2 separate regions of the Mus musculus genome follow, and region 2 is linked to region 1. The links are chromatin loops, found by intact Hi-C in ENCODE. Cell type or tissue: left cerebral cortex. All regions are shown on one strand. Links, peaks and the distances in the headings refer to the core of each region. The heading gives the core; the rest is flanking DNA.

The links. Peaks named below come from ENCODE experiments on the same cell type or tissue, not always from the same donor. Only the 100,000 strongest peaks of a DNase experiment are listed, where the experiment ranks them.
Region 2: a loop joins it to region 1, with 5 times the contacts of the local background. A loop is called at or near these places in 2 of 42 quality-filtered maps.

The regions. Positions count from the first base shown.
Region 1 is chr11:41,334,105-41,339,494 of GRCm38, reverse strand. No RefSeq gene overlaps it. Among named protein-coding and RNA genes, the nearest start is that of A230004M16Rik, 370 kb to the left of the region's middle. In left cerebral cortex, for the core only: a CTCF peak has its summit at 3,312; a DNase peak (open chromatin) is centred at 2,036.
Region 2 is chr11:42,065,212-42,070,601 of GRCm38, reverse strand. No RefSeq gene overlaps it. Among named protein-coding and RNA genes, the nearest start is that of Gabrg2, 67 kb to the right of the region's middle. In left cerebral cortex, for the core only: a CTCF peak has its summit at 2,577; a DNase peak (open chromatin) is centred at 2,584.

The DNA of each region.
Region 1 (5,390 bases), core at 212-5,211:
ATCAGTTCTAACCAAAGTACAACTTTAAAAAAAAATTTTTGAAGCTTCCAGAAGTTTCCAGCTACAAGGAAAGAGTTTTGAAATTTTGTTAATTTTTTAATGCTCTCAGTGAAACAAAACTGATGGCTGTAAATAAAAATGTGATGAAAACACTGAATTGGACCACTCTATGGGTAGAAAGAAATGTTTTCTGAAGATCAAACATCCAAGGATATCTCTACGTTGGATAGCCCAGGGCAAAGATTAGCAAAATGGCAGAAAAATCAACAGACTTTCTTTGACAGTCAACTCAGTGGGGATCTTTGAATGAATAGCTGCTATTGTGATTGAACTAGATGGCCCTACCAGAGATATATGTCCATAGACCACTAATACCCAAAAGAAACACCACCAAACTTTATGAAAAACTTCTACAGATGAGAAAACTGAGCGTTACAAGATGCTCAACATACTGTTTCAGATTATCAAAATCAGTGATAAAAGCCTACGTCTCCAGGATTCATGCACCTATGCTGGGGAAATCAAATTGGCTCTCCTTGGATTCACTATATCATTGTTGTTCAAGAAGGTAATTATTTACTAAATGTTTATTTTTTATTCTCTCTCTCTCTCTCTCTCTCTCTCTCTCTCTCTCTCTCTCTCTCTCTGTGTGTGTGTGTGTGTGTGTGTGTGTGTGTGTGTGTGTGTGTGTGTGTGTGTGTGCTTTAATTCTGAATCCTCATTATCATCCATGGAATATATTTCTGAAATAGTTCCTAAGGACAGCACAATGAAACTAGTATAGCTAAGAGCCAATTTAAAAAATTATCCTAAACAATGGCTAGGAAGAGAATAAGGGAGAAAGACAAGAAGGCTGCTTTTGAGTAACACTGAATAACAGGACACTCATGAGTGAACAATCACAACAGTTTGTGTTGGGAACTGCACTGGAGGTATTAATGCACAGTGCATTTTAAGAGCAAGAGAAAGGTATGAAGCATTAAGAGAATGTAAGATTTCCCAAGGGGGGAAAAAACTTAACCTGAGAATTAAAAGGAACATGAAATATTGCAGACTAAGAACATATTTTAAAAATAGAGTCCATGTCAGATATACAAAGACAACAATTTTTAGCAGATATCAAACTTGTAAGCCTACTACTTTTCAACATTTCTTTAACATTTCTCTTTGAACTGAGTAGAACATTCCTTTAATCCCTAAATCTATCGCATCCATTTGAGAAAATATATGTTATACACTTTATTTATGCTAGGCTGTTTATTTGGAAGTGAGTCTGTTTTCTTGCTTGACAGAAGATAAGAATAAGGAGAGGTTATTGGGGAGAGACAGAAAATGGACTCACAATGTTTATAATTTTCAAAATAATTTTTCTAAAGAAAGAAAGATACAAAATTAATTTCTTCATAATAAAATAAGGACAAATGTTTTGCTGTAAAATGTCTTTGAGAAGACAATCTAGATGCTTTGATATCTGACCACTATCCAAGGACTAATGATACTAGAGTGAATTAAATATAGTAGGAAGGGTTCACAGGCAGGAAGGTTAATGAGACAATAGAGAGAGAGGCATCGGGTTATAAGGAGCATCCATAGGTTTCAAAACTGTGTATGAGTTTTTCAGAAGAAGCAGCTAGAGAACGTGTAGAGACCACTATCCTTGAACTGAAGATTAAATATGCCCAGTCTCTTCGAGTTGATTTTGTTAGGAAATTTCATCACATTAAAAAGAAAAGAAATGAAGATGAGAGACAAAACTGCATGTCACATTGAAAGCAGAATGCCAACTTCATTTTGGTTGTAACTATAATGTAAATAATGGGGCAGAGTGGGAGAGAACTAAAGAAGTAGTTATTTGTAGAAAGACTACAGATCTTAAAATTCTGTTCATACTGATACAGCAGCCTATCCAGTTTCAGTATCAGCAATCATACTGAAGCACACAACTTTCAGAAATATTTTCTATTAGCCTAGGCAGTAGTAGCTCAGAGCATTTAAAATCCCACAGATTATAAAAGTGAGGCAACTGCACAGTTCAGTTCCATGGGTTTCAGAGGAAAGCCACGTTTCATATTAAAGACACCCAGCACATTTCAAATACAGCTGGCTGAGGAAAAGGACTGTGCCGGATTCTTCTCTTGGCCAGCATAACCAAATGAAATATTGTTGGCAGGGAAACAAATTACACAGTTCACTGCTCAAACCAGTGCAATAAAACCACCTGTGTGGATGTCCTTTTGTTTGCTTTAAAGCTGCATCGAAGTTCTCATTTTAACAACTCAGTGTAATTTCCAAATCCCAATTATTTCAGTCCTGAGAGTCAATAAATCTAGAAGATGCCACCTTTTCTGTTTCTATTTTCATGTAGTTATAAGCATAAGATTTGTATATGCAACTATAAGCTTTACTGTTGTGTCTAAAAACAAACACAACCAATAATAGAAAACCTACCAATAAAACAAACAAACAAACAAAAAGACAGTTCCATGGGTATTATTTTCATAGATGTAATGACCAAAATTCCTAGGTGTTTGATTTCTGACCCTGAACAAGGGACTGAGGTGCATATTTTACATAAAAAAGCAGACCTGGACTCTAAGTTCTCCCAACATCCCTTAGTCCTCTTCCCCCAGAGGTTCCTCACTATATAATCCAGACATTTTCTGCTCTCTGTCTGTCTGTCTGTCTGTCTGTCTGTCTTTCCTCCCTCCCTCTCTCCCTCTTCTTCTTCTCCTCCTTTTTCTTTCTCTGTGCATGTGTTGCCCCCACACCCCATCCATGCATGGCAACTCCCCTGGCCTCAATCCTTGGGGCCAATGAACTCTCCCAAGAACAGTTTCCCAATAAACTGACCTTTAGTATAATCTAATCTGGCTTGAACTGGTTTATTTTCACTGGCAGAGACATAAACCTATCACTAGGATTTTCAGTAAGGCAGAAAGGGAAGGAACTGCCTTCCCCTTTCAGTGGATTAAAATACAAATTCTGTAAAGACCCTGTAGAGATAATATATTTCCCCCCATCATGAAGTTTTCTTTCAAGATTATTTTATGCAGTAGAGCTAAAGAAACAGAAGGAAACTTCATCATGACACTATATTTACGTTGATAGATTTTAATCTGAAAATTCAGTTTAGTCTTAGATGATTTTGTCACACTGCCAGTGACTGGAAGCCAATAGAGCTTTTGTTAAGCAAGGAAGCACTATTAGAAGAACACTGGAGCAGACCATAAAACCCAACAAAAGCAAAAACACCAAGAAGCTAGATATATATGGGGTACAGTGGAGACACTAGTGGCCTAGAGAGGTATTGATTTTACTGGACCTATCCATTAAATTGCTTCTACAAACAAGAACAAGCATTAAATACCACCCCATGAAAGCTAATTCTTTTCCTTCAGCTTAAATTTCTTTCTCATAAAATACTGACTCTGAATCTTTTACACACTCACATGTCCTTTCATAGACTATTCATATGTTTATTACTTTAACAGTGATTTGCTCAAGCATAAGATCACAGTACAGATTTAACAATAAATATCATAAACCTTATTTTCATTTATTAACCTTATTTTCATATTGCAAATGTAGTTGGATATAACCATGGAGACCAAATTATACTATGTTATTCTTAAAACACTAACCACCCAAAGGGCATATCTTAAATCCCTTTTAAATATGAGATTATAGATAAATTTAGAAATTTCTTTATTATTGGCACTAATCTTCTCAGTAAAGAGATTATAAATGACAAGTTTTTTTTCCCTGTCCATTTGGCTACAGGTTTCCTATTTAAGATATAGAAGATCACTTCTGCTGCAAATGACTGAATTTTGTATACTTAACCTTACGATTCAGGCCTTAGAGATGTGCATATGATCTTCATAATCTCTGCCCCTAAATCCCACAGAAAAGGATTAATTAGTTGACATAAAGAAAGTATCTTCCACAAGATCCAAACTGTTGCCTAGAGAATCAGCCACTATGCCCTGGAGCATAAAAGAGGCTCCTGCTGCTCTCTAAAATAATTCACAACAGGGACTGCTGGGGAAATTTGATGTTCTTGTTTCCAAGGAAACATATATGGCTTAGTAGACAAGAGGTCATAATTCACCTCTGTATTTTAATTTGTATGTAAACCCTGTATCTTTCTTTTTATTTCTAAATTTTAACAGTTTTACAGTTTGTTCAGCTGTTGAAGCTTGGGAAGTGTAACATGATTATCAAGAAGATGGGTAGCATTCAATTTTAAAAACTGAATATGTCTCTCTGTGTGTATGTTTATTTGGACAAATGTGAGTGCAGGATAGTCAGAAGCTCAAAAAAGACATCTGATGCTTTGGAACTATTGTTACAGGAGACAGTGTACCTTCCAGAACAGGTGCTGGGAACCAAGGTTAGGTTTTCTACAATAGCAGCAAGGGTTTTCAGCCTCTGAACTATCTCTGTAGCCAACACACATTCAATTTTGATAGCTTATTCAGGGAGACATGACAGAAAAACACGTGAACTTGTTCTGAACTAATAGATAACCCCATGGATTCTACAATCAGAATTATAGAAAATCATATCAAACTACATCCATGCTTCTTATTTGTGATAAGCTATTTCTAGAAAATCAGAAGAATGCCTTTAGGAGCTCAAAGGCTTAACAAATGGCATGGTTTGGGTTTAACATGCATAATCTTATTTCAAAGTTCAAAAGTGTAGTCTCAACAGTTTCTATAATTTTGCAAAGTAGACTAGCAGTGTGTACTACAAGCTATAGGCACTCATTGAAGGAAATTTTCAGAGTTTGTTGTCATATGTAGTTCATGCCTGTATTTCCAGCATTCAGAAATCTGAGGTAGGAAGTGAGGCATAAATGAAGTACATACATAGTTCCCTGCCAGGCCAATATACAAAGAAAGACTTTACTTTGGTAATTAAATAAATAAATTCTGAAAATATACCTTCAAAGTGATTGGGTATTCTTGTAGAAATCCTTATAGAAAATATTTTTTCTCATTTCTTGGTAAAAATAAAAAATAAATGGCTATTTAAACTAACAGCCTCATTAAAGGTTCTACTTATATCTCTTTCTAAATCCTCACATACCCTTGCCTTGCTGAGGTTCAAACCCAAGGCCCTGTTCACACTAGGCAAATGCTTTATACTAAGAAATGCCAGTTGCCTGGGTCTTGATAAGCCGAGGTCATTTTAAGGAAATGATAACATCTACAACTGTACATGGAAAAGGGTGCATAACATATTAAAAGAAATCCTCTTAGTGCTTTCAGAGATCTTGATTTCCTTGTCAACTTGCTAGCATTATTAATAGATTTTTTTCCGTGTCTGTCAGTACCTAAAATGCATTAGGGGATGTTCCACTCTGACACTCAGTCAGCATTGTC
Region 2 (5,390 bases), core at 106-5,105, 730 kb before region 1:
ACTTATAGAGGAGAAAGTGGGGAAGAGACTTGAAGGTAGGGGCATAGGGGAAAAATTCCTGAACAGAACAACAATGGCTTGTGCTGTAAGATTGAGAATTGACAAATGGGACCTCTTAAAATTGCAAAGCAATAAGGCAAAAGACACTGTCAATAAGACAAAAAAGGCCACAAACAGATTGGGAAACTATCTTTACCAATCCTAAATATAATAGGGGACTAATATCCAATCTATATAAAGAACTCAAGAGTGTGGACTACAAAAAAATCAAATAAACCTATTAAAAATGGGGTACAGAGCTAAACAAAGAATTCTCGACTGAGGAATACCAAATCGCTGAGAAGCACCTGAAAAAATGCTCAACATCCTTAATCATCAGGGAAATGCAAATCAAAACAACCCTGAGATTCCACCTTACACCAGTCAGAATGGCTAAGATAAAAAATTCAGGTGACAGCAGATGCAGGCGAGGATGTGGAGAAAGAGGAACACTCCTCCATTGCTGGTGGGATTGCAGGCTTGTACAACCACTCTGGAAGTTCCTCAGAAAATTGGACATAGTACTACTCGAAGATCCAGCAATACCTCTCCTGGGCATATACCCCGAAGATGTTCCAACTGGATATATGGGCTCATGCTCCACTATGTTCATAGCAGCCTTATTTATAAAAGCCAGAAGGTGGAAAGAATCCAGATGTCCCTCAACAAAGAAATGGATACAGAAAATGTGGTACATTTACACAATGGAGTACTACTCAGCTATTAAAAACAAGGAATTTATGAAATTCTTAGTCAAAGAGGTGAATCTGGAGGCTATCATTATGAGTGAGGTAACCGAATCACATAAGAACACACATGATATGCACTCACTGGTAAGTGGATATTAGTCCAGAAACTTAGAATACCCAAGATACAATTTGCAAAACACATGAAACTCAAGAAGAAGGAAGACCAAAGTGGTCTTTTTCCTTTTTAGAGTGGGGAACAAAATACCCATGGAAGGAGTTACAGAGACAGTGTTTGGAGCTGAGATGGAAGGAAGGACCATCCAGAGACTGCCCCACCTAGGGATCCATTCCATAAACAACCACCAAACCCGGACACTATTGCACATGTCAGAAAAATTTTGCTGACAGGACCCTGATAAAGCTCTCTCTTGTGAGGCTTATGCCAGTGCCTGGCAAATACAGAAGTGGGTGCTCACAGTCATCTATTGGGTGGAACACAGGGCCCCAAATGAAGGAGCTAGAGAAAGTACCCAAGGAGCTAAAGGGGTCTGCAACCCTATAGGAGGAACAATAATATGAACTAACCAGTACCCCCAGACCTGTGTCCCTAGTTACATATATAGCAGAGGATAGCCTAGTAGGCCATCAATTGGAGGAGAGGCCCTTGGTCTTCGGAAGATCATATGCCCCAGTCCAGGGGGAGTTGCAGGACCAGGAAGCAAGAGTGGGTGGGTTGGGGTACAGGCATGGTGGAGGGTATAGGGGACTTTGGGGATAGCATTTCAAATGTAAATGAAGAAAGTATCTCATAAAAAAAAAAGAACACTTACTGTCTCAATTTTGTGTATGTAGTTGTTTTCTCCCTTTGAGGAAAACCTCCTCATCCTGAGTTAGTACCAATGAGACAATGAATCCTTTTCAAGGTTACTTACAGCTAAGAAATGGATTAACTCTGTGCAACATTCCATAGTCCCTGATGAAGTCCTGTCTCCTAAATTATAGTACTCCTTTGGTTTCCTCTTGGGAACCAACTTTCTTCCCTTGAATATTTAAACATTACAAAAACCCCAGTAATTTGTATGCTAGTTTGAGTAAATTGTTTCTTTTTTCACACACAAACTACAAATGCTCCCTTTTTAAAGTGTCCTTTTGCTGTAAGATGTATATCTTACAGCAGAAATCATTTAGAAACATTCCAAGGAAATATTTTTATTTTTCTTCTATTTATTTTAGGACATATTTCAAGATGACTTTTCTTCTTCAAAAGAGAAGCACAGATCCAAATGTGTCTAAATAATCAGACATCTAAGCTGAAAATGTTGCTATTCCATTCTATTCACAGCCAACACTAATGGCTCTATTTGTTCAATATCTTCACTTAATTGCTAGCCTCCCCTTCCTAACAGAACACCATGTAAAGGTGTGTAGGATACATTATACCCAAAGTTGGATAGGATTATGAGCCCACAATGAATTTGACAGACCAGTTAAAATATCATCCTCTTATTCTTTGCAAAAGAATGTTTTATTTATCAGTTGCCTCAGGCTAACTGAATTGGGAAAAAAATGTCCACAATTATGTTAAGTCCCATTCTTTATTTTATTTTATTTTATTTTTTCCAGCTCTGTTCCTATTAAAAGTGTGGCTTTACCATCAGAGGGAAACAGCACCTTTTCTCAATGGTATAATTGGAGTTATTTTTTCCAGTGTCAAAAAAAGTTTGTCTTGTTGGGAACCATTGCACCGACTGTGAATGGTGAAGCTGTTAAGCTTTTACTATTTACTCTTTATTCAGATTTTAGGAGAACCTGAGGACCAAACTGCCTTCCTTCCTCATTACCTCCATCAGGGGGAGCTCTGACAGTGTTTCGCCTAGCTGGGTTTCTCTTGGCAAACTACAAGCTAGTCATTTACACAGCTCTTTAAAGTGTATTGAACTTTAAAAGCCAGAACACACACATTTTCTGTCCTTTCTCTCGCTGTGTCACAGCATGGTGTCGATTTTTTTTCTTAAATCGTTTTTTAGTATGTATCTTACAGTTCAGGATATGTTTTATCTCTGTAGAAGCATGCTTAGTGCTTCTTCCTGGGAACTCGTTTTACACAACCAAGAATGAAACCTTGTCAATCTAGTTTATATGGACTGCTCTAACAGAGGACGCTAAAGACTCTGGTTAGAGGCAGGAAATAAGGCAGTAATGACGGAACTAGGCAAAGCAGAGTTTCTCCAGTATAATGCCCTGCTGATTTTCATGTAAGACAATAAATAGATATATACACATGTAATTGAAGCAGCTCTAAGAATTAGCTTTAGTACTTACTCATTTTGAAATGTTGAGTGATGTAACTAAAACTTAGATGAAGAATCTACCAGGATCATACAGCTTCTAACGGAGAAGACAGGCTCTTCCCCAAAGGACAAATGTTTATTATGCAAAATGTACACAATTGTGTCCCATTTTACTAAACAAATAGTAAAATGAAGGAAAAACTAAGGAAGTCATACTTTTTATTTCGGTGTTCCTTTTTAGTGTCAAGAAGTACCTAATTCTTTTCATTTAGTGTTCTTTTCGCTTTTGCTAATATTTCAGTTTTTCCTGTGCAGAATATTAAGTTCCAGCAAGGATGGAGGTAAAATGAATGAACAGAACGGGCAATGATGAGCGAAGTGCAGGCAGCTGAGAATCACACACTCAAAGGACACATCCTTTACCAAGCAAAATAACACCTCAAAAATACAATGCAGAGCACACTAAGATACTGCTGAGTAAGAAAACTGACAGAACATTTCTGAATTTTGCTTCATATCACATGTATTTTTCCACATTCTAATAATCAAATGAAAAATGAATTGAAGAAAGGAGCTTTTCACTACTGTGTTCCATTTTGGTGCATATAGAACCTAAATGAATACAAATCAGGTTGAATATAAAAATAACCTCAGGTTTGCACAGGCGGAAGATTACTGTTTATGCATGTGGTCTGTATTATTCCTTTCTTCCCTTCTTATCTTTGAGCATCAAAGCAACAAGTATAGCAAATTCCATAATAAAATCTGGACATCATTTTTGAAAACCCATATGCCATTATGTTAAATCATTCACAAGGTCATTTCTTTCTTACTAAGCATTTTCCAAATTGCTTAAGTAAGACTCAAAATTGCCCTTCCTTCCAGCTCCATCCCTTAGAACTTCGTTTTCTCTAAGTATTCTGACTGGTCTCCCATAATCTTTAACTTGCCTTCTGTATTAAGACTTCCGTGCACAGGCCCCACTCTGCACTACAACCCAGCCATCTCTTTGCTCTCTTTAGAATGCACCCTTAGGTCACCACCAATGCTCAGTGTTTTGCTCGGCACCACCATGCATCTACCATTCATGGTCTTCTATCAAATGCAGTCATTCTCCAATTGTCTCTAGAAATAAAATTTCAATAACAATCCATGTATTACTCCTTGCCACCCCTGACTCTGAAAACAAGTTTTTAGTGACTTTTCACATCCTCCAAGGGCCACTGGCTCTTCTCCATCTAGTATTTCTATCAGGCACTAGGAACAAAATAAGTAGAGTTGATTGTTGTACACAAGGACTCAGTAATGGGAAAGGTTGACAAATGGACTACTGTAATATTCAGGAATACTGAATATTGCTTGATACAATGAATGATGTCATAGGTTAATAGAGATTAAAAACCTGATGGATAAATATCAAGGTAGTAGGAAATCTATACTTCACACACCTAAGGGATATTTGATAAAATGTACATGAGAAACTAAAGTACAAATATTAAAAGGCAGTGAATGAGAAAAAGAATGTATTAAAAGATTTGTCCATACCATTGGAGATTTATTTTAACCTAAAAAAGTAGATAGTTTAATCCTAATTAAAATACTTTCTGCTACAATAGATTTTAATTGGATGTTTTCTCTTCTGATAATTGCATAATTTTTCCTCTTCTGTCATCTTTTTTTTCTCATCAAAATTTTATGCTACAAACTAACCAGAACACAATTCTTAATTACTCATATTGTATCTTACGGTGTTATTATTGACAATGATATGGCTGTGCTACACATCTTAATTATTATTTTAAGAAGTTGGACAGTTTCATCTTGTACTTAAAATGTTTTGCATTTTTATTTATAATACATATTCTAATTTTAAATATTTTAAATATTTTGAAATAAAGTAGGAATAGCTACAAAATTTGTTGTTCATTCTGCCCATTTCCATCAGGCAGATAATCCTACCTAATTATACTGTAATGCATATATTTCACATCAGCACTATATGCTCATAGAGAAGTCTGCATTTTCATCACTCATGTGTTAGTGTGGCTACCGGCACATTTGCAGTGTAAAGGAAACACAGGGGCAGAGAGATGTTCCTGCCACAAGCATGTCATAGGCACTTGTAACCCTTCTCCCAAATCCTTAAACTGCAATCACCAGTCAGTGCTACCCTACACCATTCCTGCTTAGTACTACGAAATCATTTATTTAAAAATAATACGTGCTTAAATAGCTATAAAAATAGATGCTTAAGTAAAAATTATACACTTCCAGTAAACTGAATTAAATGAACAATAGTTCATTTAACCCTGGTGATGAGACAATTCAAAACTAAATTACTTTAGGGAATAATGAAGTACTACATGTTATC